Linked DNA regions of Mus musculus: region 1 is linked to region 2. A link is a contact called in ENCODE POLR2A ChIA-PET data. All regions are on one chromosome and are shown on one strand. The core of a region is the stretch at or near the end of the contact, and the rest is flanking DNA. Distances in the headings are between cores, read along the strand shown. Region 1 holds the start of Aph1b (aph1 homolog B, gamma secretase subunit). Region 2 holds the start of Rab8b (RAB8B, member RAS oncogene family).

Region 1 (3,982 bases), core at 258-2,757, 120 kb after region 2:
AAAAAAAAGAACACATGAAGTTGGGAGCAGGTAGGGGATGGAGGTGAATCTGGAAAGAGGATAAATATGACCAAAATACATTGTATATATGTTCAAATTATTGAAAATATTATATTAATAAAAGTAACTTCAGCATACTTGGTGTTAATAAGTAGATAGGAACAAGGCATAGGAGAATAGAAAAATGTTGTTGTCCTAGCAATGCTGCATGTGGACTCTGCCCGTCTATGTACTAGGTTCATCCAGTTCAACCTAAGCTTCATTTAAAAGCAAACCCACTCATAAATGACACAAGATCAAACACACTATCCCTAACACCTAGGACCGTAAACATTTCACCAAGGTCTCTTAAAGAACAATAATTAGTTTTCCACTCATCGGGCTAAAAGAACCTTATTAGAGTGAACCTAATTAAAGAGTGAAGTCAAGTCAGTTTATTTCTAACAACTGACCCACTTCTAACTTCTGGAGATGAGGGAAGACAAGAACTAGGAAGATGAAGATTCTGCTGGTTGCTCTGGAATTTTCTCTGGTTTGTGATGACCAGAAACCTCTTCATCTGGCATAACCCTTCATAGCCCTACTGATATGTGACCGGGAAAGGCTGCTCTCTGGGTGGGAAGAATTCTATGTGTTTTTTACATGGATTCTGGCATTTCTCTATGCATCAGGTTTTGTAATATATATGTCAAGTATTACAGCTTTCACCTCTATATTCTTTCTCCATCAGCATGTAATCCAGGTATAAAAGCTAAGCCTAGGAACAGTGGGGCTCAAGGTGATGAACAAAACTCCATCAGTAACTGAGCAGGGACAAACCCTAGGCCTAATGTCTGGAGCGGCTGACTCTGACTACACTTATAACACCTCGGAGCCCCGCCCACTACATTACCAGGTCTCCAGAACTTCGGCTCGCTTTGGCTGGAGTAGGGCGGCACTCTGAGCTTGCTCTGGCTGGAGTAGGGCGGCGCTCTGAGCTCGCTCTGCAGGCGCTGACAGGTCTGGGAGCGACTCAAAGCCCCGCCTCCCAGGCTCCGACCTGGCTCCGGTTTGACTGGGCGTGGGACTCCTCCAGGCTCTCCGCCTTCCGACCTCCGTTCCCTGTTCTGACAGGATCTGTGCTCCGAAGCCACGCCCCTCCTCTGCCCTCGGAGCACCTCGAGTCCCCTGCCGAGCTCCGCCCAGCAACCCGCTTTTACAGGCCAAGGAGCAGCTCAGGCCCCAACTCCCGAACCCTGCCTTGTCCCGTGTGACTAGAGGACCTCGAGGTCCTGCATGCCAACCCTCGCTCTGCCGTCCACTCTGATAGGCTATGGAACTCTTCCAGGCCTGGCCTCCCGAAGCTCCCTCCTGTTGCCTCTTTGACTAGGGCACCGAAGGCTCCGCCTCTCGAGCCCCGTCCCGCCCTCGGCATCTCCAGACCCCGCCTCACGGGCTCCGCCTCGTCCACTGCTCTGACGGAGCACCGGAGCCTCGCCACCCAGCCCCGCCCCGTATCCAGGACCCGCTGTCCATTGGGCACTGCAGGGCCCTCGGGCCCCCGCGACTGGCTCCCGAGGTCGTCATGACGGCTGCGGTGTTCTTTGGTTGCGCCTTCATCGCCTTCGGGCCCGCGCTCGCTCTTTATGTCTTCACCATCGCCACCGACCCTTTGCGAGTCATCTTCCTCATCGCCGGGTGAGGCTGCGCTGTGTCCCGGACGCCGCGGGTTCCCTCCCTCTCCTGGGTTCCCACGACCCCGGGATCCCCATCTCCCAGGGGCTCCAGCTTGTGGTGCGGTCCAGGGCTGGAACTGTTCCTGGGAGGGTCTGAGAAGAGCAGGCCCGTAGGCTAAGCAGGCGCCCCTTGGCTTCTGTTGGCTGAGTGTGGGAACAAGCAGATAGATTCCTGCATGAAGCCTTTGTCTTTCTGTAGGAATCTCTCATTTCCCTCAGTGCTGAGCAGCATCGAAGAGTCGTTATCACTACTCTCTGCCATTAAAGTCACCTGGAGATCAGATGTTTATTCCCTGCCCCCCACCCTCACATCAATCCTCGGACTCAGAATGTCTGTGCAGACTATTCAGGCTCAGATTTTCTTTGTAGACTCCTGGGTAATGGTTTGGGTGCAGTCAAGGAGGAAAGTTCGAGAAAACACAGTAACAACTGACCAGGCGGCATGTCCTCCTGGGAGCTTGGTAAATACCGGAACTCTGCTGGTGAACGTGGTCTTGGTCTCGCTGCACCTGCCCGAAGTTTGCAGCTTCTGAACTTTCCATTATATTAATGCAGGCGTTAGGTATTCATTTTCTTTTAGAAAAAGACACTTGACAATATCTAACCATTAAACTTATATTTTCTGGTGAATTTTGAGGATATGAAATTTGCAACTGTCACTGGTTGTATATTTCTATAGCACACAAAGCATCTCTTAGGAAAAATAGTCAGCAACCAAGTGCCTCTTAGTCCTTGACAGATAGTGCCCTAGCGTGCACGCGACAGGGTCACTGAATCGTTCTTGTTAAGCACATCTGACGTTCCTCTTGGACTATTTGTCTCACTAGGAGAAAAAAAAAATTCTGATCTAAAACATCACTTTGTGAGGATTGTTTACTAAAAATGATTTGTAGCTCAAGCAGGTTTGATTTAAAGTCATTATTAAGCCTGTGCTTCTGTTAACTTGTGATTTTTTTTTTCCTTCTACGTTCCAGTGCTTTCTTCTGGTTGGTGTCTCTCCTGCTGTCATCCGTTTTTTGGTTCCTAGTGAGAGTCATTACTGACAACAGAGATGGACCAGTACAGAATTACCTGCTCATCTTCGGAGTGTTGCTCTCTGTCTGTATCCAAGAGCTGTTCAGGCTCGCATATTATAAGCTGTTAAAGTAAGTTAAGTGTTTGTTTTATTTTCCCAGTTAGACTTGAATTACGATTTAGTGATTGCTACAATTTTAGCCTGAAAATATTGAATATTTAAATTTACAATCCGGTTTGCCTGCCCTCCTGCTCCTCCTTATCTTTCTCTCTTCATTCTTCCCAAAAGTGTTTCTTCAAAAATTTCCCAATGCCAGACACTTTGTAGAAGCTGAGGTACAAAGGTGGGTTAAGAGACAGAAGCTCTGGCCTGGTAGAATTTATAATGAGAGGAAACAGGCAAGATATGAATGAACAAAAAGAAATCCACTATTGAAGAAAAATAACCCAGGGAAATAATTACTGAAACAATAAAGAGCCTTTCCACTTGAACTTCATGCTTCCCTCCTACCACCTCAAATAAATTATTCTTATGGAAATTATGCCTTCCATTATTTTAACTGTTAGTGGGAAACAAAGGCTCACTTAAAAATATTTTCTATAGTTTCAAGTCTGCAAATGAAAGATACATTTAACAAAAAACCAAGCCATGAGCTCTCTTTTTGGGGTTAGGATGTAAGTATTTAAATTGATTTCTTATGCTATGCTTTATTTATGCATTTATTTATTTACCTAGAACACAACTGTCATTGCCTAACACTTATCTTCTGTAACTGCTGTGTTGTCTAAAATTGCTGTATGATACCTGAAATATATGGATAGTTTAAAGCTTGGATTGAAAATTTTGCAACCTTATTCAGTTTTTATATAACATTGATACAGTAACTATTTTGTCATAAAAAGCTAAGATAATCACAGCTACAGGGTTTTTGTGAGTTTGCTTGCTTGCTTTATCTCCCTACCCCCATGCCCTCCACACCAGAGTCTTTGTGGAAGCTAGAGGAGAGCTCTGCCACTGACCTATACCCTTGGCCCTACTATAGGGTTTTGTTTGTTTGTTCTTGTTTTTGTTTAAAGAAGAGTCTCTCTGTTTTTTTAATTTTTCTAAAATGGTGTATTTAGGTGGGCTGGAGATGTATAGCCTTGGGTTCATAGCGACATAGTGATTTTGAAGCCAGCCTAGTTACATAAACCATCTCAAAAATCCAAGCCAAAAAAAACCCTAAATATCTTAAATACATAATTTCAAGAAT
Region 2 (3,812 bases), core at 780-3,279:
ATCCCTTCTCCAAAGGGAACTTAGTCCTTCCTCAGAACCATGACTTTGAAGGCAGCTTTGACCTAAGGCATACTCTAGACATTAGATATTAAGTTGGCAAAAGTAGCTGCTGCCCTCTGGGCATTGTGTGATCAATAAGTATGAGCTAATGATACCTTTCATCTTCTCTCTACACTGGAAGTGATGGTCAATATTAGGAACAACTAAATTTTCTGCTACAATAGGACCAGACATGCAACATTGCTGATATTGTACATGAAGTCACAGGCATTGTTGAATCTTAGAAGAATTTGTCAATGTGTTCAATTAACTGTCCAGTTTTTTTATTATTATTCTAATGATTAACTCCACTGCTTCCTGTAACAACCTCTGCTAGAAGGTATTTCCTTGTCTCTAAGGTAAGTTTTGTCCTAGAGGGTTTTAGATAGTTTGTTGTCAGGCAGGGCCCCTTTAATACTCTTAAAAATGGAGGCATCCAAAAGAATTTTTGTTGGTGTGTGTGTATGTTAGGACAGTTGGTATTTAACATATTTTAAATTAAAACTGAAAAAGAAGCAGAGATGAGACAGAGACTTCTGACAAGATAAAGCTCCTGGTCCCCCTTAGCCACTCCTTCCTCATGATCTGGATAGTAAACCCTTGTCTCACAGGGGCTTGATCTGGCTGGGTTTCTGCCACTTGCAGATAAAAGAGCACTGAACAATAAAGAATTAGTCTAGGGTAATAAATAATGAAGGCTTGAATTGAATACATCAAAGTGCTATTTCCTCCCTTCCTTTTGCCACCCATTAATTGAAAGCCTCCTGAGGAGTGATAAATTTAAACGCAACTAACACCTACACTTCACAGCACCTTACCAAGTTTCAAAGTGCTTTCACACTCAGTATTTAATTTTCACTACAACCTATGAAGTAGTTTGTTTTTCATTCGTCTTTACAGATGAGAAAACTGAGACGTGTCAAGCCTGTGAGACTTCACACAGCTGTGAAGTGGCTTAGCAAAGACTAAATCCAAATCTAAATCTCTACATCTTCTATGGCCAAAGTTCCCGTCACCTGTCTCAGGTGGCGCTATTTTATAAGCTGTTCGTAGCACAAGCCTTCCCACATCTTTCTTCTCTTCTCTTCTCTTCTCTTCTCTTCTCTTCTCTTCTCTTCTCTTATCTTATCTTCTCTTCTCTTCTCTTCTCTTCTCCCTCTCTCCCCTCTCTCCCCTCTCCTCTCTTTCTTTCTTTCTTTCTCTCTCTCTCTCTCTCTCTCTCTCTCTCTCTCTCTCTCTCTCTCCCTCCCTCCCTCCCTCCCTCCCTCCCTCCCTCCCTCCCTCTCTCTCTCTCTCTCTCTCTCTTTCTTTCTTTCTTTCTCAAGAATTCATCCTCCCGCGGTGCGCGAGGCGGTATCTATGAAGCAGAGCCTCTAAAATGATCATCGCATTTGGCTGTGGCCTGTAGTTCAGAAGGCACAAGTGGGAATGAAATTAGCCCGCTAACATCACTCCTTGAGCTCTATAATTGAAGGGCTGTGGAAGGGGGCCTAGGAAATGGGCGGGAACGGGAGAGGCTGGGTAATACTCTGCAGCTAATTCACAGACTTCGTGAACCTTTGCATCTCCAAAGAAAGCTTGCCGAGCTCCGGGTTCAGGCAAGTAGATGAGCGAACTGCAGGACTTAGATTCCGAGGTCTTGGATTTGAAAGATGCCCATAAACAAAGAAACAACAAAGTCAAGTTCCCTTGGCAAAAGAAGAGGAGTTTGAAACGAAGCGTCTTTTCCCTGTAAGGATGGAAAGTCTTAACACACCACCCTACATCACTCAGATTTGTTATCCAGGGAGGTTGTTCGGACAGTTTGGGCGAGGCACGCCCGCGGCTCTCCCAGAGTACTACAAATCCCATAAAGCCTCGCGGGGCGGAGGGTGATGACAAGGCGCGGGCAGATTGGCTGGGACGGGGAGGAGCGAGCCTGTCGCCTCAAGAGGGTGGGGCGAGAGGCGGGGCGGGGCGCGGGTGGCTTGGCAGACACGCCCCCTCGCCAGAGGCCCCCCCTCCGCGCTGCTTTCCACCGCCTCCTTGCTCTTGGCGGTCAGAGAGGGCCGGAGTGAGAAGATGGCGAAGACGTACGATTATCTGTTCAAGCTGCTGCTCATCGGCGACTCCGGCGTTGGCAAGACCTGCCTCCTGTTCCGCTTCTCAGAGGACGCCTTCAACACCACCTTTATCTCCACCATCGGTGAGGGAGCGGCCGCGGCCCGGGACGGGAGCTGAGACGAGGGGGGCGGGTGCCTGGGGGCCTGGGAGAGGGCACGCGAGGGCTTGGCGACCGGAGAAGGGGACCCCGAAGGGCCGCGGAGAGGGCAGTGAGAGCCGGAGAGGCTGAAAGGGACGGATGGGGATGCGGAACTGCGGACGGACGAAAGGGAACCGGAGCAATCGGAAACCAGGGGTGTTGGGGACACGAGGGGGCTCCGGGGCGGCGGCGGCAGCGGCGTCCCAGAGGGACGGAGTCGGGGGAACACAGGAAATCGTACGGAAAGAGAAGGAGGGGAGGGAGAGTGAATACGAACGTGGGTTAGAAAGACAGGAAAGAGGAAGGAAATGTGAAGAGGGAAATGAAGGTTTGAGGACTCAAAGAGGGGCTTCAAATGAAGTAAAGGGGCAGAGGACACCAGGGACAAGAGAAGTGAGACTAGGAGGCGGTCAACAGGGAATTGAGGGGAATGACTGACTGAATGATCAGGAGGCAAGCGATAAAACGACATTGACTCTAAAGGTGTGAACAGAGATGCCAAGAGAAAATGCAGAAGATTGTAGGTGGGAGAAGGACTCAGGAGGACCCGAGGGCGACTTGAGGCTACTTGGTGGAGAAAGTGAAGGCGAGCTGAGTGTTAACTAGAAAGGAGAAGGGGAAGCAGGGGATGCAGTGCAGGGGTTGAGAGATCAGAGAGGAAATGGAAAACGCGGGGCTCAGGACTTTCCCTAGTAACTGGGAACGCTGGTTTCCATTTTCTCTTGACATCTTTGAATCGAGATTTAAAAAGTGACTAATGATGGAGTAATGTCTACGGGGTGTTAAAAATCTTTTGAGTGTTTATAGGAATTAAAGGGGCTGGGGACTTTGGGAGATGATGTGGTTAGAAGAAATTTATTGTTCACCGCCTTATTCCGTGTCTTGGGAAGCAGCAGTAAGTTTCTCAACTTTGTAAATTCTTGAGCTCGTGTAGTTGGTAACATCCAAGCCAAGTGATTGACTGTACATTCCGCCTGCCTCCCTGTGTAGTTTCCTTTGATTCTAATTACTTTGTAGGTGAATCATAACATACTGTATATTTCCCAATTACTTCTAATTGACTCAAGAAAAAAATTTCTCACTCTTCACTGGGAGCTGCTCTTGTATCTTCAGTAAAAGACATTGTGTGCAGGTAAACAGGATCTTTAAGTTGTAAACTGAAGAACACATCAAAACTGCTTTTAAACCTTCAGTAGGATGACCTTAACATTATTTCCTTTGTTAAATAGCTGCAGTCCAGTGGCCCACTCACTCATCAGCTTTTTGGTTGTCTGGCCTCTAATACTAGCTTATTTAAAGCATTTTTCAAATGGCTTTCCAGGTGATCCACAAGTAATGGGGAACTAGTGTGTTGACAATAAGTATGTCAAAGGGGCTGGAAAGTTGCTATGGTGGTTAGGAGGATTTGCTGCTCTTACAGAGGACCCAGGTTTGGTTCATAGCACTCACTTGGCACCTCATACTGCCTGTAATTCTAATGGAATACAACACCCTCTTCTGGCCTCCGTGGGGACTAGACATTTACATGGTG

What was found. ChIA-PET counts read pairs that join two places held with the same protein, here RNA polymerase II (POLR2A).
Region 1: POLR2A ChIA-PET joins it to region 2 with 17 read pairs in Patski. The contact joins the promoter of Aph1b here to the promoter of Rab8b in region 2. POLR2A ChIA-PET finds 5 or more read pairs at or near these places in 2 of 5 experiments (Patski and embryonic stem cell).

Annotation. Positions count from the first base shown.
Region 1 is chr9:66,792,948-66,796,929 of GRCm38, reverse strand. Aph1b (aph1 homolog B, gamma secretase subunit) reads left to right here and starts at 1,507. Exons shown (of 6, transcript NM_177583.4): 1 at 1,507-1,677; 2 at 2,690-2,860. The coding sequence starts at 1,565.
Region 2 is chr9:66,917,922-66,921,733 of GRCm38, reverse strand. It overlaps Rab8b (RAB8B, member RAS oncogene family), which reads left to right and starts at 2,029. Exons shown (of 8, transcript NM_173413.3): 1 at 2,029-2,224. The coding sequence starts at 2,101.